Regions from separate parts of the Mus musculus genome. Here regions 2 and 3 are each linked to region 1. A link is a contact called in ENCODE Hi-C or POLR2A ChIA-PET data. All regions are on one chromosome and are shown on one strand. The core of a region is the stretch at or near the end of the contact, and the rest is flanking DNA. Distances in the headings are between cores, read along the strand shown.

The links. A loop is a pair of places that touch in the nucleus more often than their neighbours do. ChIA-PET counts read pairs that join two places held with the same protein, here RNA polymerase II (POLR2A).
Region 2: POLR2A ChIA-PET joins it to region 1 with 22 read pairs in Patski. The contact joins the promoter of Ppp4r3a here to the promoter of Ccdc88c in region 1. POLR2A ChIA-PET finds 5 or more read pairs at or near these places in 2 of 5 experiments (Patski and embryonic stem cell).
Region 3: a loop to region 1 is called in a map of left cerebral cortex, with 3 times the contacts of the local background. The contact joins the enhancer-like site here to the promoter of Ccdc88c in region 1. A Hi-C loop is called at or near these places in 9 of 37 maps with a recorded cell type or tissue (CH12.LX, T-helper 17 cell, heart and 1 more). POLR2A ChIA-PET finds 5 or more read pairs at or near these places in 4 of 5 experiments (Patski and embryonic stem cell).

The regions. Positions count from the first base shown.
Region 1 is chr12:101,027,404-101,030,794 of GRCm38, reverse strand. It overlaps Ccdc88c (coiled-coil domain containing 88C), which reads left to right and starts at 1,904. Exons shown (of 30, transcript NM_026681.5): 1 at 1,904-2,023; 2 at 2,459-2,559. The coding sequence starts at 1,964.
Region 2 is chr12:101,082,040-101,085,430 of GRCm38, reverse strand. It overlaps Ppp4r3a (protein phosphatase 4 regulatory subunit 3A), which reads left to right and starts at 1,729. Exons shown (of 15, transcript NM_211355.2): 1 at 1,729-2,702. The coding sequence starts at 2,561. D130020L05Rik (RIKEN cDNA D130020L05 gene) reads right to left here and starts at 2,980. Exons shown (of 2, transcript NR_038050.1): 1 at 932-2,980.
Region 3 is chr12:100,980,975-100,984,365 of GRCm38, reverse strand. Ccdc88c (coiled-coil domain containing 88C) reads left to right here. Exons shown (of 30, transcript NM_026681.5): 4 at 397-466. Among named protein-coding and RNA genes, the nearest start is that of Gm36756, 4.0 kb to the left of the region's middle. Within about 2 kb of position 1,827, at least 2 of the 3 ENCODE cell types and tissues checked have a DNase peak (open chromatin) inside an H3K27ac peak, as active enhancers do; they include left cerebral cortex, where a contact is called at or near this core.

The DNA of each region.
Region 1 (3,391 bases), core at 655-3,154:
AGTGAGTTCCAGGACAGCCAGGGCTACACAGAGAAACACTGTCTCGAAAAACCAAAAGAAAAAAATTGTGTGTAAAACTAGAAGGTGGAGAGACTTTTATAAAACATTAATCATACGTAATGTTTCATTGACATTGCCATGAAAAGTTCCCAGAGTTGCTATGTAGGGACTGCCAATATCAGGGGAGAAATTATTCACACACTAGAATAAAATGTCTCACAATAGTCACAGTGCAGTTGTTTGATGCAGTTGTTCACTTGAAATAATATGCTTATTAAATAGCTAGAAGGATTTTTTAAAAGATTTATTTATTTATTATGTATACAGTATTCTTCTGTCTACCAGAAGAGGGCACCAGATCTCATTACAGATGGTTGTGAGCCACCATGTGGTTGCTGGGATTTGATCTCAGGACCTCTGGAAGAGCAGACAGTGCTCTTAACCTCTGAGCCATCTCTCCAGCCCAGGATTTTTTTTTTTTTAATTAGATTGGTACAGAAATCAAACCCACAAAGACAGTCCTTACTCTTCCAAACAGGGTAGCCTATGCTACCTATCCACCACATGCAGTCATCAACTTCATTATGTAGCCCAGGCTAGCCTGGAACTCAAGGCCCTCCTGGTTCAGCCCCACCAAATTCTGTGATTACAGGAACCAGAACTGACTGCCATGGCCTGAGACAGGATGTCATTGAGCCCAGGCTAGCTCTGAAGTTGTTATGTAGACAAGGATAACTTGAAGATCCTTTTGCCTCCATCTCCCCAGTACTGGGGTTACAAAGCTGTACCATCATTCCCACCCCACTTTTTTGGGTAAGATTTGTTTTACTTTTTATGAGTTTTAGTGTTCTGCCTTTATGAATGTATACCATATGTATGTCTGGTGCCCTCAGAGGCCTTGAAATTCAACTTAATGATAGTTGCGAACCATCCTGTCAGTGCCGGAAAACAAGCCCAGGCCCTCTGGAATAGAAGCAAATGCTCTTCATTGCAGAAGCCCCCCCACCTCCACCCTTTATTTGTTATTCTGACTTCCACATTTCTTGGAACCTTGCCAGTATACTGGGGGCTACAGTCTATTTATTAACAGGCTTTCCAACCAGGCAGAACTGTAATACCACATGTCATCAGCAGATGTCACATCCCTAATACGTGAAAAAGCTACGCTGCAAAATGACTAGCCAAAGGGTAGTCATTGAGTACCTGGTGTGTTCTCCCTAGGAGTGTGCCAGGGGCTTCGGGTTAACATTCCCGCATCGCAGTGAGGATTAAACTCGTCAAGACAAGAGTACATGCAACAATGGCCCAGCTCGGGGAGCGAAGTTATTACCAGGAAGTGGTGAGAACGTGGGGCTGCAGGCCTCCAAGCACACAGCCCCCGCCAGCAGGGGGCACGGCGTCCATCGCGCTGGGAGCCCAGGCTCAAAGCTGCCGCTGCGCACTGCGGCCGGGACGGGCTCTCCCGCACGGCGTGCTATGGTGGAGGGAGGGTAGAGCCATAGCAGGGGCGCACACGCGTGGGGCGGCCACACCGCCAGCATCCATCCTGAAGGAACTTCAGGAAGGGAGAAGCCGGGGAGTCGGCAAAGCAGATGCACTGATGCGCAACCCTGCAGTCTGAGGCTTACACCAAGCCTCTTCCTCTCGGGCCCAGGTCTGCGCGCGCAGGCTGCACCTGCCCGCGCACTCGGGCCGCCACGTGCTGAGGCCCCGCCCCACTCCCGTCCCCGCTCCCCCAACGCGCACCCGGCCCGGTGCGGCTCCTCTCCGCTAGGCTGCGCAGGGCACCGGGCGACCGAGGAGGGACCGCGTCGCCCCTCCCTCCCCCTCCTCGCCCCCACCTCTCGCTCTCCCCGGGCGGGCGGGGCCGCAGCCGCGCACCGTGGGCTCGCGCCCCGCCTTTGTCTCCCGCGCCCGCCGCCGGCTGCCGGAGCCGCTTTGTGCGGCGCGGCCGCGGCTCAGCATGGACGTGACGGTGTCGCAGCTCGTTGAGCTGTTTCTGCAGAGCCCTCTGGTGACCTGGGTGAGCGCTCGGAGCGGCACCGGGGACCGGGAGGCTCCGTGTCGGGTGGGCGTCCCCACGGCTTCCCACTCGGGAACGCGCACCTGTTCCCGGCGGCCGTGGGGGCGGGGAAGGGGGGTGACCCCTCCTGAAGCTCAGAGACCCGCGGTAGGGGCGCAGAGTGGGACCGTGGACCGGCGGGCTGAGCGTGCTGCCTTCCTGTGCGTCTGAGACGTGAGGATTTTGTTGAAAAGTCCTTTTTATTTATTTCTCTATTTTCCTCGCGTTCTGGGACGCTGGAGAAAAGTTAGCCAGAAGTCCTGTCCGGAGGCGGGAAAGGACCGCGGTTCGGGAAGGGTAGGCTTGCTGCCTGCGAAGAGTACCACGGTGGTTGGTGACCTCCCTGGCCTGCCTTGTCCCCCAGCGTCAGACCAACATGCTTTTGCCTCCCCGCAGGTGAAAACTTTTGGATCGTTTGGAAGCGGCCACCAGGACAACTTGACTCTGTACATGGATTTAGTGGACGGCATCTTTTTGAATCAAATCATGCTGCAAATGTAAGTTGCCTCTTCAGAGAGGATACTTTAAGAAACCTAAGATTGTAGCGTGAATGCCGGATGGCCAGGGAGGGATTCCGTTCAGGTGGGCCGTTGGACCCCCCCATCCCCCAGCACCTCATTCGAGCTAAGGAAATTTGCGGTTGACTCATTTGTAAACTCGGGCACTTGATGGTAGTCTGAGTGCTGACACCAAAAGTCCCTTTTCTTTTTGGAGGGACACAGAACTGTAAAGAGGGTCTGGTTGGTTACAGGAAATGTCCGCTGGGTCTGGAGCATCGCGGTGTGAACGCAGTTTCACTGTGGCTTGGGAACTGGGCTTCTGAATCTCCTTCTCTTCCCAATTGTTGGGGCAGATGCAGTCATTAATCGTCCTTGTGTGAATTGGGTTTAGAAGGCACACAGGCAGGCAGGCAGGCTGGCTGTTTAGAACGTTTGCTTGGGCTTAAACAGGGTCTCGTAGATACTACTTGCCGGCCGCACCTCTGACCACATCCGTTGTGGAGTTCTGCAGAGCCTGTCTGTCTGACATCTTAGCACCACTTAGGTGTTGGCTCCTACCCCTCCATTCTGTGTTTAACTTAGAAGCTTCGGGGATCCTATTGGAAGTGAGTGACAGTATGAGTCACAGGCACTTGGAACAAAATAAAACTGGATCAGCCTTTACATGTACCCACTCAGCTGGGACTGATGGAGGTGTCACACTCAGTAATCCATTAGCTAATGAAATACAGCTTGGATTTGTAGCTGGGGGTGGGGGCGGGTAGGGGGTGGTTTCCCAATGAGATGACTCCATTTGTTTTCATAGGACATTTGATTCACAGTGGTAGAA
Region 2 (3,391 bases), core at 480-2,979, 55 kb before region 1:
CCCATGTGCCCTGCTTTGCTTTGTCAAATTGACACAGCCTGGTGTCATCTGAGAGAAAACATTTGGTTGAGGAGCTGCTAAGGTCACTGCCCTGTGGGGATATTGGGGATGTCTGGGGGGGGGGGGGCTTGTTAGTTGACGTAGGAGCACCCAGCCCATGGCAGGTGGCAATATTCCCTGAGTAAGGTTGTCCTGGACTTTATAAAAAAAAACTAAGTATGAGGGGAGCAAGCCAACAGGCAACATTCCTCCATGGTTTCTGCTTCAGGCTCCTGCTTTGAGTTCCTGCCCTGATTTCCCTCAGCAATGGACTGTGACCTAGAAGTATACGCCAAATAAATTATTTCCTCACAGTACTTGTTCCCAAACACAAGCTGGCAATTCTGAAATTCTGAGAAGTACAAATCCTGGTGTACCCTGATTCAAAGTCTCTAAAGGACACTTTATAGAGGAGAGGAAGACCCGGATCATAGCAATTTAGGAAAGCTCTGGAAGACACAAAATAGTTTGTAAATGATTTCCATCATCAGAATAAGCCAGGAGACAAAATACTGAGACTGGCTAGGTGTGTTCTATTGGGTTCTGTACTCCAGCAAAACAGTTTCAGAGGGATGAAAGCAACAGTTTCTTCTTTGATGGGTAAAGAGTCAAGGCAGATAAGAAACTATTCACTGTGTAAGCTCTGCTAGTCAGTCTCCAAGGGCCTTTAAAAAGGTGGTTCTCAACATGTGGGTCTCGATCCCTTGGCGGTCAAACACGGGACACAGCAGATATCCTGCATATTACAGTTACGAAGTAGCAACAAAATGATTTTATAGTGAGGGAGGGGTCACCACAACAAGAGAAACTGTGTTATAAAAGAGTCAGAGCATTTTAGGAAGGTTAGAAGCATTGCTATAAAATAATCAGCATAGAGGGCCATACTGCTAACCTGCTCTGCTTGGAGCTCATGGGCTCCATCTAGATGCTTGAAAGGATTGCATTCTGGTATTTAGAAACAGCAACTGCTTTGTTTTTACATGCTTCCGAGTTTTGTTGGTGAATGATTTCAGGTATGTCTTTGCGAGCACTTGTCTCTGGTGTGGGTTAAGAAAGATCCCAGCTTCTCGCATACGTTGCTTCAGCCAGTCAGAGCAACATTGTGAGGCTGTGTTTCAAAAAAAACAAAAAAACAAAGAATTTCATCTTATTCATACAGTACGGCATTTATCTTTGCAAGCCCTTCAAGATGTGTTTTGTTATTTTGTTTAAAAAAACAAACAAACCAGCCTAGGGCTACAGACGATCAGCTTTGATAACCGACAGAGAAAGGGAGATAACCGCTGATTATTGTGAGGTGAGTGCTCAGAATGATCCCGGGGAGCAGTGCCACGCGTGAACACCGCGTCGAGGGTTTTAGACTTGCCCGGCCATTGCGTGCCTCACTGCATCCCGCCAACCTCGCGGTCCAAACGGTCCTCTCTCAGAAACTTCTCTATTTCAGGCCAAGGGAAGAAGAGGAGGAGGAGGAGGAGGGCGGGGGGAGGACGAGGAGGACGCCAGCAGCCCGCGCCCCCAGGGCCGACTGCAAAGGTCCTCCCTAAAGCGTCCGGAGAAGGCTCGCACGGGAAAGGACGAGCTCCGGGATCAGAGTCCAGTCTGGCTCCAGAAGCCGCCAACAGACTCCACACCCCTTCCCCGCCCGGAGCCGAGGTGATGACGAATTCAAAGTGCGACGGACGCACACGCAGCCCGCGCTTGCACGACAGTACGCGCAGGGCAGCGCGAGGGAGTCCCGGTCCGTCACCGGCGCGACTCGCGTCCCGCCTCCTCCGCTCCCGCCACCCCCGCAGCTCCGCGCCCGCCTCGGTGCAAGGCCTCGGCCGGAGCGAAGCTGCCGGCTCCCGTCTTGTCGCTTTAAGTGGTGGGGCTTGCGGGCCGCCCCTGCCGCTACTGCCTAGGTGGCCCCGCGCGCCGCTTTTGAGGGGCGAGCCAAGATGGCGGCGGCTTTGGCTCTGTGAGGAAGACGGAAGAGGCGGCGGAGTAGGGAAGGCGGCTTCTAAGAAGAGCCAGGGGTTCTCGGGTGGCCAGAGGCGTTCGGAGTCTCCCGGGAAGTGCTACCTCACCGGCTTCGGATGCTTTAAGCGGGAGGAGCGGAGCGGGGCTTCCTGCTGCAGCGGCTGGGCCAGGTACAAGGGAGGAAAACATGGCGGCGGCGGCCTGAGGAGGCGGCGGCGCGGGAAAGCGGCTCTGCGGAGGTCATGGTGGAGGCCGGAGCGGGTCTGTGAACCGAGCCGCACCTCGTTGGAACGGCGGGCCGGTAGGCTGCGTAGTGCTGCGCGTTCCCTGTCGGGGCTGCTGGGCGGCCGCGCTCGCTCGGCCTGGACAATAGCGCCGGGGAGAAGGAGACGAGAGAAGGCGGCGGCCCGGGGCTCGGACCCGGGAGCGGGCCATGCGAGCGGCGGCGCAGCTCCGCGGCGGCCAGCGGTGGCACTGAGGTCCCGGAGTTCCCCGTTTGCGGCCGCCCGCCTTTTCTGGACACTGTCCCTGGGCCACTCGGGCGGGGCCCCCGGCCGGCACGATGACCGACACCCGACGGCGGGTGAAGGTCTACACGCTCAACGAGGACCGGCAGTGGGACGACCGGGGTACTGGCCATGTGTCCTCCGGCTACGTGGAGAGGCTGAAGGGCATGTCCCTGCTCGTCAGGGCGGAGAGCGACGGTAAGTGACCCTCACTGGCCCCTCTCAGAGCAGTGGCGCTCGGACTGGGACGGCGGGAGTGCGGACGGGAACGCCACGGGGTACCCAAGTCCGGTGGAGCTCGGTGGAGAGCATTCGGGGTGTCCATCCTTAACCCGAAAACCTTGTGGCGTTGGGATTTCGAGCAGAGCGGAGCACGTTGCGCCGTGCTGCCTTTCCAGTGCAGAAAGGTCGGAGACCTGAGATCCTCTTTCCCCGGTGGTTTTTGCACCGTCGTGACCTTGAGAAAGGCATTTAACGGAAACGATCTGCTCCCCCCCCCCCCACACACACACACCCCTTAGTTCACCAATCTGTAAAGCAGGCATAAAACCTTGCTTGGCGCTCGTAAAGTTCATAGCTGTTGCACACTTTGAGAAAGTTCTGTTCTGGTGGGATTGTTGTTGTTTTAAACCTTTTCCACCATATCTTTCAGATTTTAGGGTCTGCAATAAGGTCTATAAATCTGGCAGTTCCACCAGACAGAGAAAATGCTGCTTTGGCTTTCGAGGACACACATGTCTTGACCGGGGTTGGTTGTCTTTTTCACAAGAAAGGGAGATGATTATTATTGTTGTTATTGTTTTGTATTTTGAGACAGGGTTTCAGTATGTAGCCCAACTATCCTGGAGCTTGCTCTATAGACCAGGCTAGCCTTGAACTCAAAGCTT
Region 3 (3,391 bases), core at 578-3,077, 46 kb after region 1:
GCCCCACAGCCTCATCTTGCCCTCAGATCCGCAGTTCTTGTTAATGCTCGGTGGCATCTCCATGTTTTTATTCCCTATTTTATTTTAACAGCACCAGCTCTATGAACACAAAACAATTCAGAGGAGCTTTTAAAAACAAGTTTAATCCTGGCATGCCATTTGTGTGTCCGCCCCCCCCCCCGCCCCCCAAGCTTCTGCATATGCAGCCATCCTTTCTATTTGATGGGCAGGACAGGCCAGTTACACTCTGTCAAGTGGCTTATCCTATCATCTTGGGTCTTTACAGTTGTTGTGTCGTGGCTGCACACTTATCCAGTGGCCTTATTAGCTGTTACTTACCCAGAGGCTCTTTACTCTTCTGTTCCTAACGGTATCTTTCTCTCTGTGTCTCTGTAGGAAGTTCTCCAGCAGCTGATCGTAATGAATTTGCCCAATGTCTTGATGATTGGCAAAGACCCGCTGTCTGGTGAGTGTATGAGCCCCACCCCCACCTCCTGTAGCGCCTGGGCAATGCCATCAGTTTGGACAGCTGTTAGCCACAGCTCTGGATACCAGCTTGGAGGCGGCGCAGGGGAACATGTGGTGGTTTTGGTGCAATTTTAGAGAGTGGTTTGTCGTCCCGAGGCTATAAGCCAAGCATGCATTTCCCTCTCCAGCCTCAGATGTGCCTGCGGAGACAGAGATGGCCTGTGCTTTGTCCCATCAGAGAGGGCTGGGCTGACTTTGGGAGTGGAAGCTGTGATGGGCTTTGCAGGCACGATTTCTCTGTAACCATGGTATCGGACTCCACTGTGATGCGTGTGCGTGTGTGCCTAGATTGGGAAGTAAGCACATTTAGGGGAGCCAGTGTGTCCCCTCAGGGACCCTGTGATGTTTGTGTTTGTTCCATAAGTGGTCCCGTGGTCCCCTATGTGGTTCCATGCCCCTCACCGGACTTAGAGCACCTGGCCAGCAAGGGCCCTGGGACACTGCGTAAGTCTGTAAAATGGCAAAATCCTCCTGCCACCTTCTGGGTGTCACAGGTAATTCCCAGGTGACCCAGGTGGTGTGGCCGCCCTTATGTATTGTCACACTGCTCTTTGTGCTGCCTCCATTTGTTCATTCTTTGTTTGGATCCTCAAAGTAGTTGAGGTGCTAAGACAAACAAGAGAACCATACCTGCAGGGTGGGCTGAGGCCAAGGGTCTGTGAGCTGCTCTTTGGCCTCAACAGCCTGGGGTCTAGCTGTCCTTTTTTCCTGATTGGGACAGTACCTAAGATGTCTTACAACTGGAGGAAAGGTATGTATACCCAGTGACCAGCCTAGGATGGGACTTTTAAAAGAGCCATTCACTCCATGGCATGACCTTAGGAGTGTTAGCAGCAGCTTCCTGGTACAGTAGAAGTAGGCAGGACATTCTTTCTGGGCTCTAGCTGGTACCATGCCCACCTTTTTTTGTTTTGTTTTGTTTTTGTATTGTACACCAAAAAAGAAATGTCCTTGACCCTGGCCCGTGAGCATCTGTCACCAGCATGAATGACATGGTGGCCCTTCCTTGTCCACCAGGTTGCTTGGTAGTTCCTGCCTGTGAAGACCCTCCCCATTCCACCTCATTACATCAGCAGCAGGAAGGAGCCTTTGGTCCTCCAAACTCCAGCTCTGGCTTCGTCCAGCCATCTCTGGGCTCTAGGGAAGGTTGGGACCTTAAAGATGTGTATGGTGACCCCGGGGAAGCGCGTTGCTTCTCTGAGAACTGTGTTGTCTTTCAGGTTGATGTAGGGCTGGTGTTAGCCAGGAGACAGATGACGGCTTGTAGGGTAGCTGTGCCAGCAAGGGCCGCCGTTCTGTCTGCTTTGAGGGCAGAGGAGGAGCTAGAGAAGGCTTGCTCCTGTGCCAGCCTTTGAATACATTTTAAAGTGTGGAAATGACAGTGTGCGTTGGGTGTGCCGGTGTCATTCCCATTTATAGGTGAGGAATTTAGTTATGCACACACCCTTGTCGCTAGGCTGATAAGCAGAGCAGCTGATTGGCAGCTCGGGCTCTCTGGGGCCTGAGTTCTGCCTGTGTCCCACACCCTGCCTCAGCAGTTGCCAGCATTCAACCCCCGTGGACCACAGAGTTGGTTAGATCATGGTGCTGAGGCAAAAGCCAGTGGTGAGTGGATCAACACGTTCTCCTTGCCCTGCTCAGCCACTCCCCCATCTTTCTGCTGCCCCCAAATCTGGAATGCCTTTTTCCCCTCTCCTCTTCCTCCAGGCCCCTCACTCCTACCAGAGACAGATTGTCCCAGTCAGGGAAAGCAGTCCGGGTGACACCAGACCAGAATACCTGGAAGTAGATTCTTTTTACACCTATTTACTGAGCCATCTTGTTAGCCTAACCCACCTTTATTTGCATAATGTTAAATCCCCTCCTTTTTGAGTGTATAGTTTATGTCATGGCTTTTTCTCACACATCTACAGAATTGTGCAACTCTCCCCTTGGCCCATCCTGAGAACATCAGGGGAAGCTGCCTTTTAGTGTTTGCCAGCAGGTGAGGTGAGTGGTCCCAAGGCCTCCCTGCAAAACATAACCAGTGCACGCCCATAAGAGGCTCTGGTTCCAGTTCCTGAAGAGAAGTGATGTGGTGAGACAGTGAACGTCAGATACTAAAGCAAAGAATGGCACCCACACCTAAGAGCGGCTGCCTAGGCAGGACTGACCGACATGCTAGACAGTGGCCTCAGCAGGCTGCCTTTGAGGGCAGCGGTCACCTCCCCACGGTGCACGGATAGACAGGTTTGACAGGGGCTCTCAAGGGGCTCTGGAGTCAGAGAGAATGGCAGGAGACATCTGCCAACAAGAAAATGCAAACACAAATCCCAGAGGCAGAGAGACATATTTATGGAATCGAATTTTCAGTTTTAGGTTTGAAAAAAAAAATAGATGTTGTGAAGCATTTTGTGGTTCCTTTTAAATAAAGAACAGAGTTAGCATTTAAAAGGAACCGTGGCTGCCCCGGAGTAGAGAGAATTCCTCTTTACACTCGTTCTGTCTCCGGCGTCTAATGAGGGGCACACCTGAGCTTTTTTTGGCAGATGGCTCACACCACACTGTTAATCATAGCATTCTGACGTTTGACGTTAGGTTTGTGCTGTTAGCACATGTACCACAATGGAACAAGGTCTCTGATCCCAAAACAGTATGAATTCACTGTGACACACCCTCCTGGCGCCACCAGCTGCTCTTCTCTTGTTTGCCACACTCTTCTTAGTGCAGCCCTCTTGGCCTCCTTGTCCTATGTATCCTGTCCTGTCTTCCCTTTTCCCCTAGCTCCTTTGAGCAAACAGTCTATCTTATACCCCAGTGCCTCCATCAGAGCCTGGCATTAGTGCTACAGCCTATGTGCAGGAGGCCTGCTCCCTTCCCTCCA